Regions from separate parts of the Homo sapiens genome. Here region 2 is linked to region 1. A link is an interaction called in ENCODE POLR2A ChIA-PET data of the cell type or tissue named here. Cell type or tissue: OCI-LY7. All regions are shown on one strand. Links, peaks and the distances in the headings refer to the core of each region. The heading gives the core; the rest is flanking DNA. Region 1 overlaps ERP27 (endoplasmic reticulum protein 27). Region 2 has its middle 12 kb from the start of MGP.

Evidence for each region. ChIA-PET counts read pairs that join two places held together with the same protein. Peaks named below come from ENCODE experiments on the same cell type or tissue, not always from the same donor. Only the 100,000 strongest peaks of a DNase experiment are listed, where the experiment ranks them.
Region 2: POLR2A ChIA-PET joins it to region 1 with 7 read pairs; 4 of 35 experiments call an interaction of 5 or more read pairs at or near these places.

The regions. Positions count from the first base shown.
Region 1 is chr12:14,924,853-14,930,243 of GRCh38, forward strand. The region is part of intron 3 of ERP27 (endoplasmic reticulum protein 27); the gene reads right to left. Among named protein-coding and RNA genes, the nearest start is that of ERP27, 11 kb to the right of the region's middle. In OCI-LY7, for the core only: no CTCF peak of the experiment used is centred there; no DNase peak of the experiment used is centred there.
Region 2 is chr12:14,871,259-14,876,649 of GRCh38, forward strand. No RefSeq gene overlaps it. Among named protein-coding and RNA genes, the nearest start is that of MGP, 12 kb to the right of the region's middle. In OCI-LY7, for the core only: no CTCF peak of the experiment used is centred there; a DNase peak (open chromatin) is centred at 2,353.

The sequences.
Region 1 (5,391 bases), core at 218-5,217:
GTTGCAGTGAAGAAGCTGGCCAAAACCCACCAAAATCAAGATGGTGAGGAGCATGACCTCTGGTCGTCGTCCCTGTTACCTTCCCACCAGCCCCATGACAGTTTACAACTGCCATGGCAATGTCAGGAAGTTACCCTATATGGTCTGAAAAGGTGAGGCATGGATAATCCACCGCTTAGTGCATATAATCAAGAAATAACCAAAAAAATGGACAACCAGCAGCCCTTGGGGCTGTTCTGCCTGTGGTGTAGCCATTCTTTCATTCCTTTACTTTCTTAATAAACTTGCTTTCACTTTACTCTGTGGACTCACCCTGAATTCTTTCTTTCGCAAGATCCAATAACCCTCTCTTGAGGTCTGGATCAGGACCCCTTTTCACTAACATCTTTCTGGAAACCATGGAAGGAACTATAGTGAGGAAACCCCCTGACCCAAAGGCTAACTTTGGGTAAGTGATGGGGTTCAGTTATATCATAAATTAAGGGTCATTCCATGTTTTTATGTTTCCAAGATATAAAATCCTATTATCTGGCCAATTTTAAATTTGTAAGTAGCAAAAAATACATAGAAATCTATACATTTCCTCCTTAGAAGGCTCTAAATGCACTCATAAATTTGATATGTAGAATTTTTATCATTCAGTTCAAAATGTTTCCTAATTTTTTGTTCTTAATTCTTCTCTAAACTATTAGTTATTTAGAAGTGTATTTCTTAATTTTAAAATGTAAGATTTTCTGGTTATATTCTTATTGATTTCTAGCTTTATTTTTATATTTTATTTGTATTATTTGTGTCTTTAAAATTAAGTATATTTTACAGCTTTTGAATACAGTATTCTATAAATGTTTATCAGGTCACTTGGTGAATTTTATAGTTGAAATTTTCTATATCTTTCTTTTTTTAAAACCAGCTTATTTTATTTAAAAGAGTGTTGGGGCCTGGCGCAGTGGCTCACGTCTGTAATCCCAGCACTTTGGGAGGCTGAGGTGGGTAGACCACAAGGTCAGGAGATCGAGACCATCCTGGCCAACATGATGAAAGCCCATCTCTACTGAAAATACAAAAAATTAGCCGGGCATGGTGGCATGCACCTGTTGTCCCAGGTACTCAGGAGGCTGAGGCAGGAGAATCGCTTGAACCTGGGAGGCAGAGGCTGCAGTGAGCAAAGATTGCACCACTGCACTCCAGCCTGGGCAACAGAGCAAGACTCTGTCTCCAAAAAAAAAAAAGGTGTTAAATTTTTCTATTATGTTGTGGCTTTAGCCATCTTTTTATTCAATTTTGTCAGTTTCTGCTTATATAGTATCAGTACATGTATTTGATAAATGCAAATTTAGAATTATTAAATCTGTCTGGCAAATTGAAACTGTCATTATGAACTGTTATTCTTTCTCTCTAGGAATCCTTGTTGCCTAAAAGTCTACTTTGTTTGGTATTAATATATTCATATCAGCTTTCTTTTGGAAGTGTTTGCATGGTATAGCTCCATCCTGTGTTTTACTTTTGTCACTTGTAGAAGGCACATAGTTGCAATTTTCAATCCAGCCTGATAATCTTTGTCTTTTAATTGGATTATTTCCACGAAATGAAATTACTGGTGTATTTAATTATGCATTTTCCATTGGTTCTATGTATTCCAAATGCTATTTTTCTTTATTTCTGTCCTACTTTTGAATTGACTGAGTATTTTATATTATTTTCTTCTTTCCCTTTATTGGCTTAGAAGTTACATAGGCTTTAATTATTCTCTCAGGGATTGCCAGAATACATTATACAACATGCATTTTTTTTCACTTCTCAGAACCTAATATTAATTGGCAATTTCAGCTTCTTCTTGGACAATGCAAACATTAGAATATTCAAATACAGTTTACCTCTTTTAAATTCAATTTTCTGGCTCTAATTCAAGACTTACACATGATTAGTTCCAGATCTCACAGGATATTATTATTTTTGTTATATCTTCAATATACACTGACATTTATGCACATATTTGCATTTTAGCTTCTCTTTATTTATTCCTGTATTTTTTAGCTTCTGTGTGGGTTTTCTTTCCTCTGCTTAGAGAAGACCTTTTACTATTTTCCTTAGTATGAGATGGAGGTGTTCAGTGACAAATTCTCCCCGTTTGGCTGTTTAATATATATTTATTCACCTTTTATTTTTGAAGGCTGTTTTTGCTGGGGGTAGAATTCTAACGTTGGCAGTGATTTTCTTTCAGTATTTGAAAGATATAATGCTTTGTATTCTGCATTCCACTGTTGCTATTGAGAAGTCAGCTGTGAACCTTATGGTTGTCCCTTTGAGAGTATTTTGATGATAGTCTCTCTTTTCTCTGACTTCTTTTAACATTTTATCTTTTGTTAAGTTTTAGATGTACTATGGCATGGCTAAGAGTGGATTATGCATATTCCACATGTATATATATTTGCATATGTGTAGGCGTATGTGTGTATATTTGTGTGTGTGTGCGTGTGTGCATGTGTGTGTGTGTGTATATATATATATATATCTAAAATCACTCTAATTCAATTTCAGGGGCTGAAATGATTTGCATCTGTGCTGCAGCCCTTGAGAGGGCTTATCTACTATGATTCATTCCTGTTTTTAGGTACAGCTCTGTAGGATTCAAAGGGGATGTGAAAGGTGTTGTACTAGATTCACCTCCTATTTCCCCTTGTGAGGCCTGGACTCCAACATTTAATTTTCAACTCCTGAGGATCTCAAAATGCAAATTTATTTCTTAGCTTCTTGGCTGCTTCTAGAACTGACCAAAGCCGTCTAGACAAAAAGCAGTCCTCAATGCAGGGTTCATCTTTTTTGGTTTTCATCTTCTTCCAGATCTTGACCTAGATATTTTCCCTCTTTTACTGGCTCTCTAATGCCTTCAGGCACACACACACACACACACACACACACACACACTTACACACACATTCATGCACACACATTTTAACTTTTAAAAATAGTCTTTGGTGGAAAGGATTGTCTAGCTACATGATCCATTATCCCAGATTTGTATTTCAGAACAAGCTTTCCACCACACTCAGATATATTGAAAGATAGGACTTCATTCTTCCAATCATTGTTCTCAGTTTTCTATTTCCTCACCCCAATCTACTCATACCCATAAAGACACAAAGATAGTGCCTCCACCATCCATAGATAGATCCACGCCTATAGATAAAATTATTAGTATCAGCTCCTGAACAATTTTGTCCATTTCCTACAATAGTTTGCATCACTTTTGAGATCCTTAGGCCATCTGCTCTTGGACATCTCCTTAACCCTTTCCCCTCCATGTGCTATCTGTATAGGTCCTGCCCAATCAGATCTTGCCTTGGATCAGAACCACCCTTTTTTCCCCAAGGTACTTTCTCCTAGTCTACCCAGTAAGATCAGAAGCAAATCTCATGTTAGTTAAGGTAGGAGGGAATTCAGGCAAAGGGAAATTAAAGTCACTAAACAGCAAGAATCTAAGATTGCTCTTTATTGTCATCCCGGTGATGATTCCTATTTCACCTCTTTTCTTCAAGAGGGTCTCCCATTGGGGTAACTAAAAGCAATAAGAACTCTGGAGATGCACAATGCACCCCTTATGGTTAATTTTAATTCTGGATAGATCTAGTCATTCTCTTCCAATCCATTTGTTTCATAATTATTTGCCGAGTGCCTGCTATATGCACTGAGGCATAAAATTGCAGCCATTCATTCAGATGACAATTTAAGCACTCTTTATTTTGGGACTGCTTTATACAATTTAAATTTATGAAATAAATAAATGTTGAGGTACAGAAAAGTTTGTATTTCTAAAAAAGAATTTTGAAACAAATCAAAACCACAGGGTAAAAATGAACTCCTTGTGTATATTTAATTGTTTAAAAATTCACAAAGTTTTGAGTAGAAAGCTTGGGAAAAAACAAAACAAAACATGAAAGCAAGAGAAAAGGTCTTAGGTAGATCCTTGCCCACCCTCCTACCACCTCCTTCCCCTTCCCTTGCCCATATCAAGACGAATGAGTAAAGAAATAAAATGAGCACACAAAAAAATAATATTTGCAGCTCCTCTAGATACTTAATGCTGCTACCGACCTGTATTTCCAGCTGGCAAGTCTCCTTCATACTTAAGGCTTTGCTATTGCAACCACCAAAATCATCATCATTATCATCATAATCAGGACTCGTTTAACATTTGATGTGTCTAAATGCTTCCTGACTATTTTTCTAGGAATTCCTAGGTCTGGTGCCTGCACCTCAGCTCACATCGCTGTGCATGGATCAAGAATCCCCCCCTCCCTGTACTCTTTTCCGGGCAGTCCTTCATACTTCCCAGAACAGGGAGAACAAGAAAAGCCAGTTACTCTGGGTGTTTCTGGACTTAAAGAATGCACTAAATTGGAGGCAGAGGATGTTAAGTGGTGATAACATTCTCTAAGAAGCAAAAGAGCTTTAATAAAAGCCACTCTCCTGCAGTCTCTCCAGTTTGTTGTACTTCTTTTAAGAAAACATGCCCGATCTTTCATTATTTCTTAAACTAATAAACTCTGGAACATTCATGTTTAGGGTTTCTGGAAGCAACATTTGAACAGGAAATCTCCCTCTGTAAAGGGAATTATTTGCATAATGCACTGGAAAGAAAATCCAACCCAGGAACCAAGAGTTGGAAAAACCTTTTAAAATGTCTTTTTTCAGTTTTATGGAAAGAATTTTACTTAAAATATCATATTTTTATTTCAGAGAAAAGAGGCAGCAGAAGAAAAACAGAAATAGTAAACTGGAAATATTGCTACCTTAAAACATAATTTTGAGTTTCCTCAAGAGTATCTGAAGTAGATTTTTTTTGTTGTTGTAGACACTACATCATACCAATCACTCATTTTCTGTTCATTAGTATTTCAGCTATATTCATTTGAATTCCCATGGAATTTTCTAACAACCCAGATTTTTATAAAATGTATTAAAATTGTCTTAGTTTATGCCACAGTTATAGTATTAAATGTCTTTGGTGGCACTGAGAAATCATTTGTTAAACAAAGGTCCTCACGTCCTCGGTTTGTTTTTTTAAAGCTGTTCAGCTTATCATATATTTAATAAATATATACTTTAAAAAAAAGTTTCATCATGGACACAGGTAGGGGAACATCACACACCAGGGCCTGTAGGGGGATAGGGGGCTGGGGGAGGGAGAGCATCAGGACAAATAGCTAATGCATGCGGGGCTTAAAACCTAGGTGACGGGTAGATAGGTGCAGCAAACCACCATGGCACACGTACACGATATAACAAACCTTCATGTTATGCACATGTATCCTGGAACTTAAAGTAAAATGAAATAAAATAAAATAGAATAAAATAAAAAATGTTTTATAATCTGACATATCTTCTTGCATT
Region 2 (5,391 bases), core at 66-5,065, 54 kb before region 1:
AGAGACACATGCACCTAAGCTTTCTAAAGGGAGAAGTGGGGTTACATGAGATTATGGTGTGAGAAAATGTTAAACAAATGAAAGGGTCTACTCTTCCAATTTTGGCCCTCTTTGGTTCCAGTGACTGGGGCACAAAGAGAAGACATGAAAAGAGATACTGAAAATCAGTCCCAATTAGGTTTAGAGAAGTACAAGTGGAGATGAAGGTGATTTACATTTCATGCCCTTTCAGGAAGGAGTAACCATTCTAATACATCCTTCTCAAAGAGTGCATGTTTAGTGGAACATCAGCCAATGATGACTTGTGGAAAAAAAGCAGAGTGTCACCATCAAATGGGGAACATCGAGAAGCCTTCATTTTAGTGCATCCACCCATCCTAACTTATTCTGCAGGTCGTTTTGCAGTTGAAGCCGTAAGGAAGGCAGTTTGTCATTTCTTTTTGAAAGCCCAGGTTTGTGTGTACCAGCATTAGCAAAGCCAGGAAAGCATCTTTGGTAGATACACTAACTGTGCTACAGGGTGGCCTCTCATGAAAGATCCTGGAAACCTAGAGGCTTATGAATATGGATACTAGAAAAACATTGTAGACTTTGTAGGGCCAATTCTAGAGTTTGAATATCTAAAAACTCACTTTATCATATCAAGGTCTTTTTTAGCCTCTACAAGTAATATCTGTTTTTAACATGAAGGAAATAAATCATGCAATGTTTAAAATTGCAAGGTATGTGTATACCAGGCAGCACAGACCTAAATTATGACTTTGAAGTTTTCTCACTGCAACATTTACAAACCCAGTCCAGCTTGTGGAAAACCATGGACAGATTTTGGTTTGGCTCAGGGCCTTCTTTTCATCTTCCAGGTCACTGAGTGCAAAGGAAAAAAAAAAAACCCTGTAAATATTTTTGAAGCACAGGTTTATTTTTCCCTCTTGCAAAATTAAAATTGAATTATTTAATTTTATCCAAGGGAACTAATTTGTTCTAGACAAGAGGCCGACTCTCTACCACTCAAAAATGCTTTTTAGACTGATTTCATGTTACTTCTGTGACTTTTGACTTTGTGATTTCCATGGAAGTCTTATTAGAAAATGAAAGATGATTGCAAAGGAGGTTTTCATTCTCAACATGTTTTCTAGCATTAGGGTTGGGTCTTCTCTTTTCTATATGGTTTCAAGTCTGATCAGTTTGCACACATTGCTCTGTGTCCCTAGTCTTCCCTTTGCAAAAAGACTTTCCAAGCGTTTTACCTTTAGTAGCAAAGAGTGTGTTTAGATATTGACATTTGAGTTCCAGTGCTTGTTTTGCTTTTAGTGACTTTAACTTACCTGACTTTGTTCCCACACCTCTTGACTGCAGACAATACTGTTCCTACTCCCCATAGATGCAGTCAGAACCAGTGGAAATAAAGTGTCTATGTGACAGCACTAGAAGTACATACGTTTTTAAAAATGAGACGTTAACACTATACACCTGGGGCTGCTAGAGCAGAATCATGAGTAGAGTCTGTGTGAAGAATTGGGTGTTTACTGAGCTGGGTCAGAGGAGGGTTATACTTCACTGAGATTGTGTCTCCTCTTTCTCTCATTGCAAACACACATGTACACCCACACACCTCATCTCTATTCTAGGTCCAAGTCTGCAACTGACATTCTAGTGGTTAGGCCTAGTGTGCTTCTCCTTCAATCCAGTCCTGGACAAATGCAGGTTCTCCAGGAACTGGTAATTCTGAGGGGTCCAGATAAACTACACGTTTCTTTTCATTTGAGGAATCTCTCAGAAACCATGTCAGTCTGGGTCTATTTTTCCCTTACATTTGGTTGACAGCTTGAGAAACCTGGATTGCTGTTCAGCCAGCAAAGAACGTCTTTACGAGTTGGTAGCCTAGGTTGCTACTTTATAATATGATTTGAAAGGTACTTGAAGGCCCATGCTCCAAAGAATCTTGTTCCAGAGCTTGTTGGGCTAGCTTTAGGGTCACTATTTGATGCCAGTTTCTTTGGGTCAACATGGTTCTCTCCAAATTCCATTTTTACAAAGCAGACATTTCCTTGGGAAGACTAAGGCAGCTTGTTTTGGTCTGTAGGTGGGAAGGGAGTAGATAGAAAAAGAGACACTAGTGTTAAATTAAATGAAATTTGGCCTAAAGCTGCCTCCATATGTAGCAAACTGTAACCTAATATGTAACCATATGTAGCAAACTGTAACTTAATATGTAAATACACTGCAATGTAACTTGCAGTGAGTATATTCTTGTCATGACTGATTGAGTTTTGGCCAATCATAGCAGCTGAGCTTTCAGCCAATCAGGGCCTGTAAACTGCTTAGACATGTCCAAATGAGGCAAATGCAGAGCTGTCACCAATCAGGCTATTTCTGCACGTCACTTCCTTTTTCTGTCTATAAATACTGCCTGCTCATATTGCTGAATGGAGCTTTCTTAACCTTTACTGCTTCAGAATGCTGCCTGATTCATGAACTGTTTCTTTGCTCAAATAAACTCTGCTAAATTTAATTTGTCTAACTTTTTTTTTTCTAGAATGAGAAAGTCTGGATGATTAGACAAGATTTTTTTTTTTTTTTTTGGTTGTCATAGTTCTATACCAGACTGACCTGATGTCAGGCCCTCTATGCCAAAGCTCATGATACAACCTCCCTAACATGGACTCAAAGCTCTAGGGTGGGGAAGAGTGAGGAAGCCTGGCCTGGGAAGTCCTATAAATAGCATTGCATACAGGACACTGCATCTGATTCACTGTAAGCTTTTGATGAGCTTTCCTCTACCTTCTGTCCTTCTGGTCCAGTTAGCTGGTTTTATACTGGATAATATATTAGCTAATCATTTTGCATCACCTGGCAACTTGTTAGGCATTTTGAATAAGGGAACAGAGCTAGCAGGGCCAATTGACTGACCATACATAGTGCATGTGACAAATTTACTGGCTTCCTAAATCTGCATTGGGATTTCTGATATAGCAGACTAGACTAATGAGGACGCCTGTGAAACAGCAGTGAATACAATTAATTTTGAAGTGAATTTTAGTGCCGAGCACTTCTCCCTGGCACTGCCTTCCCAGGCCTTCCCTCACCTGGCCCTTTTGGCCTTTGCTGTTGATATATCTGTTTCTAATCCCTATTGGTTAACATATTTTATTCAAAGGCATACACAAAGGCATTGCCATCAAATTTTCAGGAGATTCATATCTCCAACAGATAGCTAATAAAATGAATGATGAAATTATCTCAACTATTGAATTCAACAAGATGACATTTAGATAGTGATAAAATACACTTTGCATTTAGATGATAAAATGTGCTCACAAGTACAGCATGGGGAAAGATGTGACTTGCTAGTGCTTTATGTTAAAAATACCTGAAGATTTTAACAAAGGCATTGGTGAGAAGCAACTATGAGAAAAGCAAATACAGTCTTAGATTCCTCATAGGTGCAACAAGACTTGGATCATGAACAGTCATAATTAGTTGCACTCTGAGACTATCAGAAAATGTGTTGTGCTTCACATTGGGTCCTGCAAGACAGACACTGATAAATTAGGATATAATCAGAAAAAGTTGCATGGGAGTGTGAAGGTATCTGAGCAACATATCCAATGTGGAAGACTGAAAAGAAGAGCAGAGAAATGAGTGAGTAGAATAGACTCATTCTGTTTCGTTTGAGAGAGAAGAATTAAGGCCAAAATGTTTAAATTTATTCAATATACAAAAACTAGGGCATCATGTGGCCTAGAGCGCTTCATAACACATGTTTGCAAGTACAAACTGAATGACCATCTGCTACATTGGCCACATCATATGGCATAGAGTAGGCATATGATAAATATTTGTTAAATGTTACATACACGTAGGTGGAATGCTAGGAATGCTGTAGAAAGAAATAGTGGGAGGCTGGGCTTGATTAATGGTTCTAAATAGTGTTCTGCAAGATTTTGGTCAATGCCCCTTGATAAAAACATTGTATTGTCAAAGTATCTTGCAAACCCCTGTGCTAAACAGACTCAAACAAATTCCTTTACTTATGGACCACACAGAAGATTTGATATATTACATTTAGTATATTAAACATATATATATATATATATATATATATATATATATATATATATATATATATCTACGAGGAGATATATAAAGACAATAGAACTTGTCTGGGCATAGAACAATTTTGGCAGCACACTGGACTGGAGTATTATTACTGGAATACTTGTTTGGGGAACATTGAACTAAATTTGCGTTATATTTTTTCCAATTCTCTTTTATGTTTTCAAAGAGATGGGTGCAGATTGCCCATATGCTTCTAGTAAACTTTGTAGTTCTAGACCTATCTTTCTGGATCCTGTGGCTGTTCTATAGAAATTTATTAACCAGGATAGTGAAAAAGTTATCTCCTCTTTTTCAGCTCTATAATTTCTTCTTTGGTATATTCTTGTGTTTGAAGTCTAATTCACTCCTAGGAGTAAGTACTAACATTTATGATTTTCTTGGAATACTTTTATAATACAAAATTATTATCTTTTAGGCCTTTCCAAGACTCCTCATAAGGAGGAAAATTCTCTCTCAAAATGTTTAGAAAACATCAATGTACACAAATTATTTTCCTACTTTATTTATTATAGGTTTGTGGTCACAAGAAGTAGTCATTATCCTTAGATGAAATGGGTAGGGACAAATTTCGTGTATTGCTCTACCCAAAGTAAAGGAGTCAGAGGGTTTCTAGGCAAACACCATGAAAGCCTACTGTATTAACCAAATGAGCAAAGAGCACATTTCTTGAACAGTATTTTTCAAAGCTTAACCTCCTGTTTGAACAACCCCAGATGACTTATGTTTCTGGCTTTCTTAATTGTTGGTTAGCTTTCAATGCCTGAATTCAGAAAAATTAGAGATGGAAAAATCTCCCAACAGGTCACCCAGCTCATTTCTTTAAAGGAATTAACAGATGAATCTCATAATGTAGTCCCTGGTTTTAACGTTCTTGAGGATGGGCCGGGGTTTCATTTTAAATTCAGAAATATTGGGGCCAATTTCAGTCCTAGGATGAATTCAGAGACCACCAAGAGAGGTTCGTATATCCTACTTCTGCTTTCCCATTACTCAGAATGTGTAAAGTCATAAACTGAGTAGTTAAGTCATGATAGATCTTGGCTTTTCAACATGGAGCTGACAAGGGAAGGGTAGATAAGAAAGATGCAACCACAAGACTGAAAAATGTCAGTGTCAGGGGAAGAGGGCTAGGTGTTTATATCCCTGCATTGACCAGTTTTTGGATACAGACTGCTTCTGGAGAGAGATGAAAATTGGGGCAAGATGACTTTCTTCAGTTAAGAGCGGTTTCAGGAAAGAGACTCAGGCAACTGAGAAAATGAATGCCTCAGT